Regions from separate parts of the Homo sapiens genome. Here region 2 is linked to region 1. A link is a loop called in an ENCODE intact Hi-C map of the cell type or tissue named here. Cell type or tissue: B cell. All regions are shown on one strand. Each heading gives the region's core, and the rest is flanking DNA. Links, peaks and the distances in the headings are about the cores only.

Evidence for each region. A loop is a pair of places that touch in the nucleus more often than their neighbours do. Peaks named below come from ENCODE experiments on the same cell type or tissue, not always from the same donor. Only the 100,000 strongest peaks of a DNase experiment are listed, where the experiment ranks them.
Region 2: a loop joins it to region 1, with 4 times the contacts of the local background. A loop is called at or near these places in 48 of 110 quality-filtered maps.

What each region holds. Positions count from the first base shown.
Region 1 is chr14:69,614,345-69,617,251 of GRCh38, reverse strand. The region is part of intron 1 of SUSD6 (sushi domain containing 6); the gene reads right to left. Among named protein-coding and RNA genes, the nearest start is that of SUSD6, 4.2 kb to the right of the region's middle. RefSeq lists enhancers at 1,243-1,452, 1,723-1,772. In B cell, for the core only: a CTCF peak has its summit at 1,283; DNase peaks (open chromatin) are centred at 1,581 and 2,451; H3K4me3 peaks cover 2,151 bases; H3K27ac peaks cover 2,500 bases.
Region 2 is chr14:69,672,199-69,675,105 of GRCh38, reverse strand. The region is part of intron 2 of SUSD6 (sushi domain containing 6); the gene reads right to left. Among named protein-coding and RNA genes, the nearest start is that of SUSD6, 62 kb to the right of the region's middle. In B cell, for the core only: CTCF peaks have their summits at 1,141 and 1,450; a DNase peak (open chromatin) is centred at 1,755; H3K4me3 peaks cover 881 bases; H3K27ac peaks cover 2,500 bases.

The DNA.
Region 1 (2,907 bases), core at 159-2,658:
GTTCTTAGCAATACTGCAATATTATTCATAACCAAAAAACAGAAACAACCCAACTGTCCATCAGCTGATGAATGGATAAACAAAATGTGGTATATCAATACAACAGAATAGCATTCAGCAATAAAATGGAATGAAGTACTGATACATGGTAAAACATGAATAAGCCTCAAAAACATTATGCTAAGTGAAAGAAGCCAGTTATTAAAGACCACATATCATATGATTCCATCTATATGAAATGTCCAAATAGGCAAACCTATATAGAGAGAAAGATGAGTGGTTGCCTAGGGCTAGGTGGGATTGTAGAGAAATAGGGAGTGACTTTTTGGGGTGATGAAAATGTTGCAAAATTAGATTATGGTGATAGATGTACAACTCTGTAAATATACTAAAAACCACTGAATTGTACTTTAAATGGGTGAATTTTATGACCTGTTAAAAAAAAAAGCTAAGTGAAAAAAATACAAAGCTGAATGTACAGGTACTACCATCTGAAGATGGAAAAAACAGAATACACATTATGTTAGGGTGGTAGAATCATGCTGATTTTTTTTCCCTTTTATTTTCCAAGCTATCTGTAATCTTGTGCCTCCCCACCAAAAAACATCTCTCAGTCTTCCTTCAAACAGTTTGCATAGACTGCTATAATTTAAAATGCAAATTAAGCAAAATCACCTTGTACCCTTTTTGCAGTTACCTTTTACAAGCCTCCGTCCACTTAGTTTGCTGAGCTCAACTGAGAACAATCTAAAGGAAGAATTGGATAAACAGGCTCTTATGCCATTCCCAGAAGCCAGTTTCATTTTACTGTCTTTGTCAGAAGCTGAAGCCTAGTCTAGTCAAAGAAAATTTCAGCAAGGACAGTTTACATAAAGGGCAATTCCACACTCTAATCTTAAATTTCTGTGGGTGAAGGCAAGTCACTGCTGGCAGTAGGTTGGACTTAGAAATATGAGACATTCCCTCTCCTCTACAAAGGGTAGCAAGAAAGGGGAGGCTGAGAAAGATCTCTATTTGTGTCCCTTCTCTGAGGTTTTGTATCCAATCTCCAACTGCAGAATCCTGAATCATTTTTCACCAGAGAAGATCCTCTTCTGAGTAATAAAGAATTGTCAGTCACCACCTCTGCCGTCTGCAAACCCACTGAGAATCTATTACTGTCATCAGGAATCCCAGGCTAACTTCCCTCAAATCAAGGAAGGAGGCTTTGCCAAAAAATAAAATAAAATAAAACACTTGTGTATGTGTGTAGGAGCGGGGAGTACATTTAGGGGCACACTGCTGTCAGGTAATTTTAAGGATCTACTAACACTGGCGACAGTAACAGGGAACTACATCTGTTTCTGTTTGAGAAAAATGCTTCAGTAATATCCTGTTTCAGGAGTACTGTGTGAATTCTTGGCACGCAGCCTTCAGATGTTTCAAGGGTGGCTATTTTCCTTTTTTGAGATAGAAGAGCCAGGGAGGGAGACTACATCACAGGCAACACCACAGTCTGTGAAATTAGTTTCAGTTCTCACTGCTGCACTTCCTGCTGTCGCTGTATCCAGTACCTTCACGGACGCTTAACTGTCCCAAGCCTTGACAGTAGTACAGTTGGCCTTTCACGGCTGAAGTGACCCAGCTCAGTGCCACTGCAAGGTCCACCAGTGGAGCGACTTCCACACTCAAGTAAGAACCAGAGGATGAGAGAGCAAATGGAGGCACCCTGCTGGTTTCCAGGCCAAAAAAAACTAAAAAGGGAAGAAAAAGGACACCATCGCAGACACATCAGCCCAAGAAGAACACAGGTGCCTAACAGGCTCTGCTGCGAAAACCTAAGCCTTGTAAGAGGCACCTTTCCCCAGAACTTGTACTTTTTAAGATGAAAGGTTCTTACACAGAAACACAAACTTACACTCATCCAAGGGACACACAATGGCTGTTGCCTTGAATCCAAGCCAGGGGTGGAGTGAACAGATCTTGACGCGCAAGGACAGTCCACCCAAAGGTTCCTGAGTACTATGGAGCTCGTGAGAAACCTGGGGAAAGAGTCTCTATTTCCCCTAGTTTTGCATTTGTCCCAAAGCTTACATTTAACCAAATGTCCTAATCCTCAACATTCAAGTCTGCAACAAAGCAATGTTTGCTCTCAAAGTTGAAAAGAAGACAAGACATGGGGCTCCCTCCTCTATTGGCTCCTTCTGATCTTTCTCCCACTGCTTGAGCGAACACCCTCTAACAAGACTTCCATAGTGTCCAGACAGAAAGAAGAGGGAAAATAAATCCTGCTTGTCAGCTTCAACTAGGAGATAGCATGTCATTTCAGGAGCTTAATAACTCACTTCATGTATGGCAATTACACAACCTGGGCCCAATGGATCTGCTGACATTCGGGCCTGCAAGTGTGAATTGTCTCTTAATAAATGGGGAACTAGAGGGGAAAGACAACCACGTGTGCCCTCTGGCCTTCCCTCTCTGCTGGCAAGTGGTTCTGCTTCATTCTCCACAGTTCACTTGTTTGGTACTGAAATGAGGAAGAGTATGTACCTCACTATTTTTTTTTAAAGATGCTGTATTTCTCCCAGCCTACAAATGATACCAGTAGTAACTTGGTTGTCAGAAGAGCTAAGGATATGAAAAAAGGGCAGAAGAAAATATTTGAAGCAAAAGCCAAGTTTTTATGTGGGAAATGGACAAGTGTGGAGGGAGTGAAACAATGCTTAGTAGCAATAAACTTGAAAGAAGTTCTAACTTTAAAGAAACCAGGTGAATTATTACCTTTTGGAAGGGGTGTGTGTGTGCATGTAGAGGGAAGGCTGCTGCAGGAATTGCTGCCCCACCAAAAGAGCAAAGGAGGACATCCCCTACTGAGAGATGCAACATTACATAAGAACACAAGTTCAGGCCGGGCACGGTGGCTCACGC
Region 2 (2,907 bases), core at 264-2,763, 58 kb before region 1:
TTCCAGTAAATGAAAAAGCTGAGTGCAGTTTCCAGTTGTCTCAGATTAAAGCAGAGGGGTGGGGGGGAAATGAGAAACAGAGTCAGGGTTTCCAATTACTGCTAACAGGAGGGTGTTCAGAAGGGAGGAAATTAATGAAATCATCAAAAGCCTGCTGATTTTACTTCAAATGAATCAAATCAACTTTAATCTTCCCTGTTTCAACAGAGACTTCAGGCTAGTCAGTGCCTGAGCTACCTGAAAGTTGCCCAGGCTGGATCAGAGGGGCTAAGTAACAATTAACCAAGGCCGAAAAATTTGTTTTGCCCCTTCAGATAGAGGCTGAAAAGACAGGGCCAGGCAGGCTGTACTAACTCTAATTCTCTCCAAGCCAGGAGTCTTCTGGCTTGCCAATACAAACACCATCAGGCTCTGGTGGGAAATAAAGGCTGAAAACGGGGTCAAATTCAATCTGAAGAACAGCAAATTCCCCTAGGACAGTGAAAACATTCCCAGCTACCCTAGACAAAGTGGGCAGAAGAGACAAGGAGGAAGAGTGGGGAGCTCTGGAGGAACCCCTCACATAGATGGCTTGCATAGGGTGTTTTATGATTGTCTTGTGTATACTTTTAACCCCCAAAGCACTCGACGTACATGCTAGCTCTGCCAGAGTGCTGAGGAGTAAAAATGAGTACAAAGGAAGCAGGGAAGGAAGGATGGAAGCGAGGAGGGCAAAGGAAGACAACTGTACCAAGTTAAGAAGAAGCGAGAAAAGAAGAGGTAGCTGGATACAACCGCTTATTCCATCCATCCAGTAAGCATGCACACAGGCCTACCATGAGCCACACACTGTGCCAGGCAGTGGGGAATGTCGAATAACAATCCTGAGCACCCTGGAAACCAGAGCTGATCAGACAGCCTGTGAAGCTGGCAGTGGGGTAAGATAGGCAGGCACGACAGTGATGCAGTCATTCTCTCTGTAGGCAGGTGTTATGGCAGCAGCACAACTGCAGGTGCCAATGACTCCAAAAAGAAAAGTTATTCTCTCCAATTCCCAAACTTGTCTCTAGTTTCACTTTTGGCGAGCCAGTCTCTGGATGGGATTCTGATCAACAGAAGTTCTCATACACGGAAAAAATAAAAAACAAGTAACAAGCCAGCAGAAGTTCCTGACCCTGAGGAGGAAGCTGTCAGGGTAAATCATTAAAGAACCCAGAATATCAGAGCACAAAAGGCACCAGAGAGCTAGTCCACACTCACATTACCCTTGAGTAACATGAGGTGCCTTCAGTTACTGTCCATTAGAGGCAGTGCTAGGGCCGATGCCCAGGACCCCGGCTCAGGGTCCCGTTCTTCATACCACAGAGCCCAGACTGAGGAAAGGCATCCGAAAATGCAGACTTTTAGAACTCACTGCTGCCTCAGGGGGCAGAATAGGAAATGAAAATGATCCAGCCCCGGGGCTCACCAGGTCTGGCTCCTTGCTGTAGGGTAGTATGCAAGGACCAGACCAGCATGGAGAAGAGATACATCTGCCAGCATCCTCCCTTAACCTCTTCTCAGTTTTATTAGGTTGGCCCACCTGCAGTAGCCTATTTCTGAGAGGGCCACTTGTCTCCCTAGTGGGTTCAAGATTTCTCCACCCACTCTGTCCTCACCTCAGCAAAATTTGCTCTGAAAAGAGTCAGACAGGTTTTTTTCAGCCCAAGTATAAATTGGTGGTTCTCAAAGTTTGGTCTTCAGACCAGCAGCAGCTGCTGCTTCATGTCTACCAAGTTCTTCTTTAGGGAACTTGGTAGACATGCACATTTTTAAACCACATCCTAGACCTACTGAACCAGAAACTCTGGGGATGGGACCCAGCAATCTGTGTTTAACAAGCCCTCTAGAGGAATCTGATGCTAGCTCAAATTTGAAACTCACTAGTGCAAATAACCTCCAAGGTCCAGCCTGTTGGTTCTCTCATGAGTATGTGCCTCTTCACTGGCACACCTGAATGACCTCTAGAGTTTCAAACCTGGGAGCCCACACATCTGCCACTGGAGGAAGGAGGAACTTCCCAACTCAGTATATCCTCCTCCTGCTTCCAGGGTTCAAGACTCTGTGCAAGAGAGTACAAAAGGTGAGGACGGAACTGCCCTTTAAGCCTTGACCAGAGGCAGGGAAGTACAAGCTTGGAAAAAGGTCCTGATGACTCTGAATGGCCTCACCTAGTACTGTGAACAAAACAGGACCTTTTCATGCCAGCTCTAGGCTGGTGAGACCAGCCTTCGGAAGGGACACAGGTGGACCAATGCACCTAGGCCTTTCCTTGACTGGAGAGTCGGCCTAAGGCTGATCTGCTCAGATCCCACCCTGCCAAACTGGACTGCAATACTTGGTCTGCAGCAAAACTGGCCTGAGCAGGACACTCGGGGGTGCTCTGTGAAGTTTCAACATGAGACCTGAAGAATACACCAAGCACCTGCTGTGGGTCCCCCTGACACTTCCTGGTACACATCAGAGGGGAGAGTGTGTTCCCACTGCCATGTGCCAGGCAGTTAGCACTGTGATGCAGAACCTGGCATCTCAAGTACTTCCACCACAGCCTAATAGGACAGAATGAAGAAATCTGCCAGCCCCCTCTCTGCTTCCCTGTTCTTTGCCCCAAAGCTGCTCTTCTTAGCCTTCTGCTTCTCCAGCTCCTATCAAGTTTCATTTCCAGCAGGAACTCTGGCTTCTCAGAGGAAAATGACTGACTGACTTCTAGGTCATTCAAAATCCTGACTATGACAGCCTTGTCTGACATGACCAATTATTCATGAAAAAAAAAATTTTAATGATCCCTCCTCTCTCTTCTCACCTTCTTTATTCCCAGGAATGAGGCATTATCACATTTAGAAGTCCAAGCTTTAGATTTCGATTCCATAGGTTTGGGCTTCAAGCTCA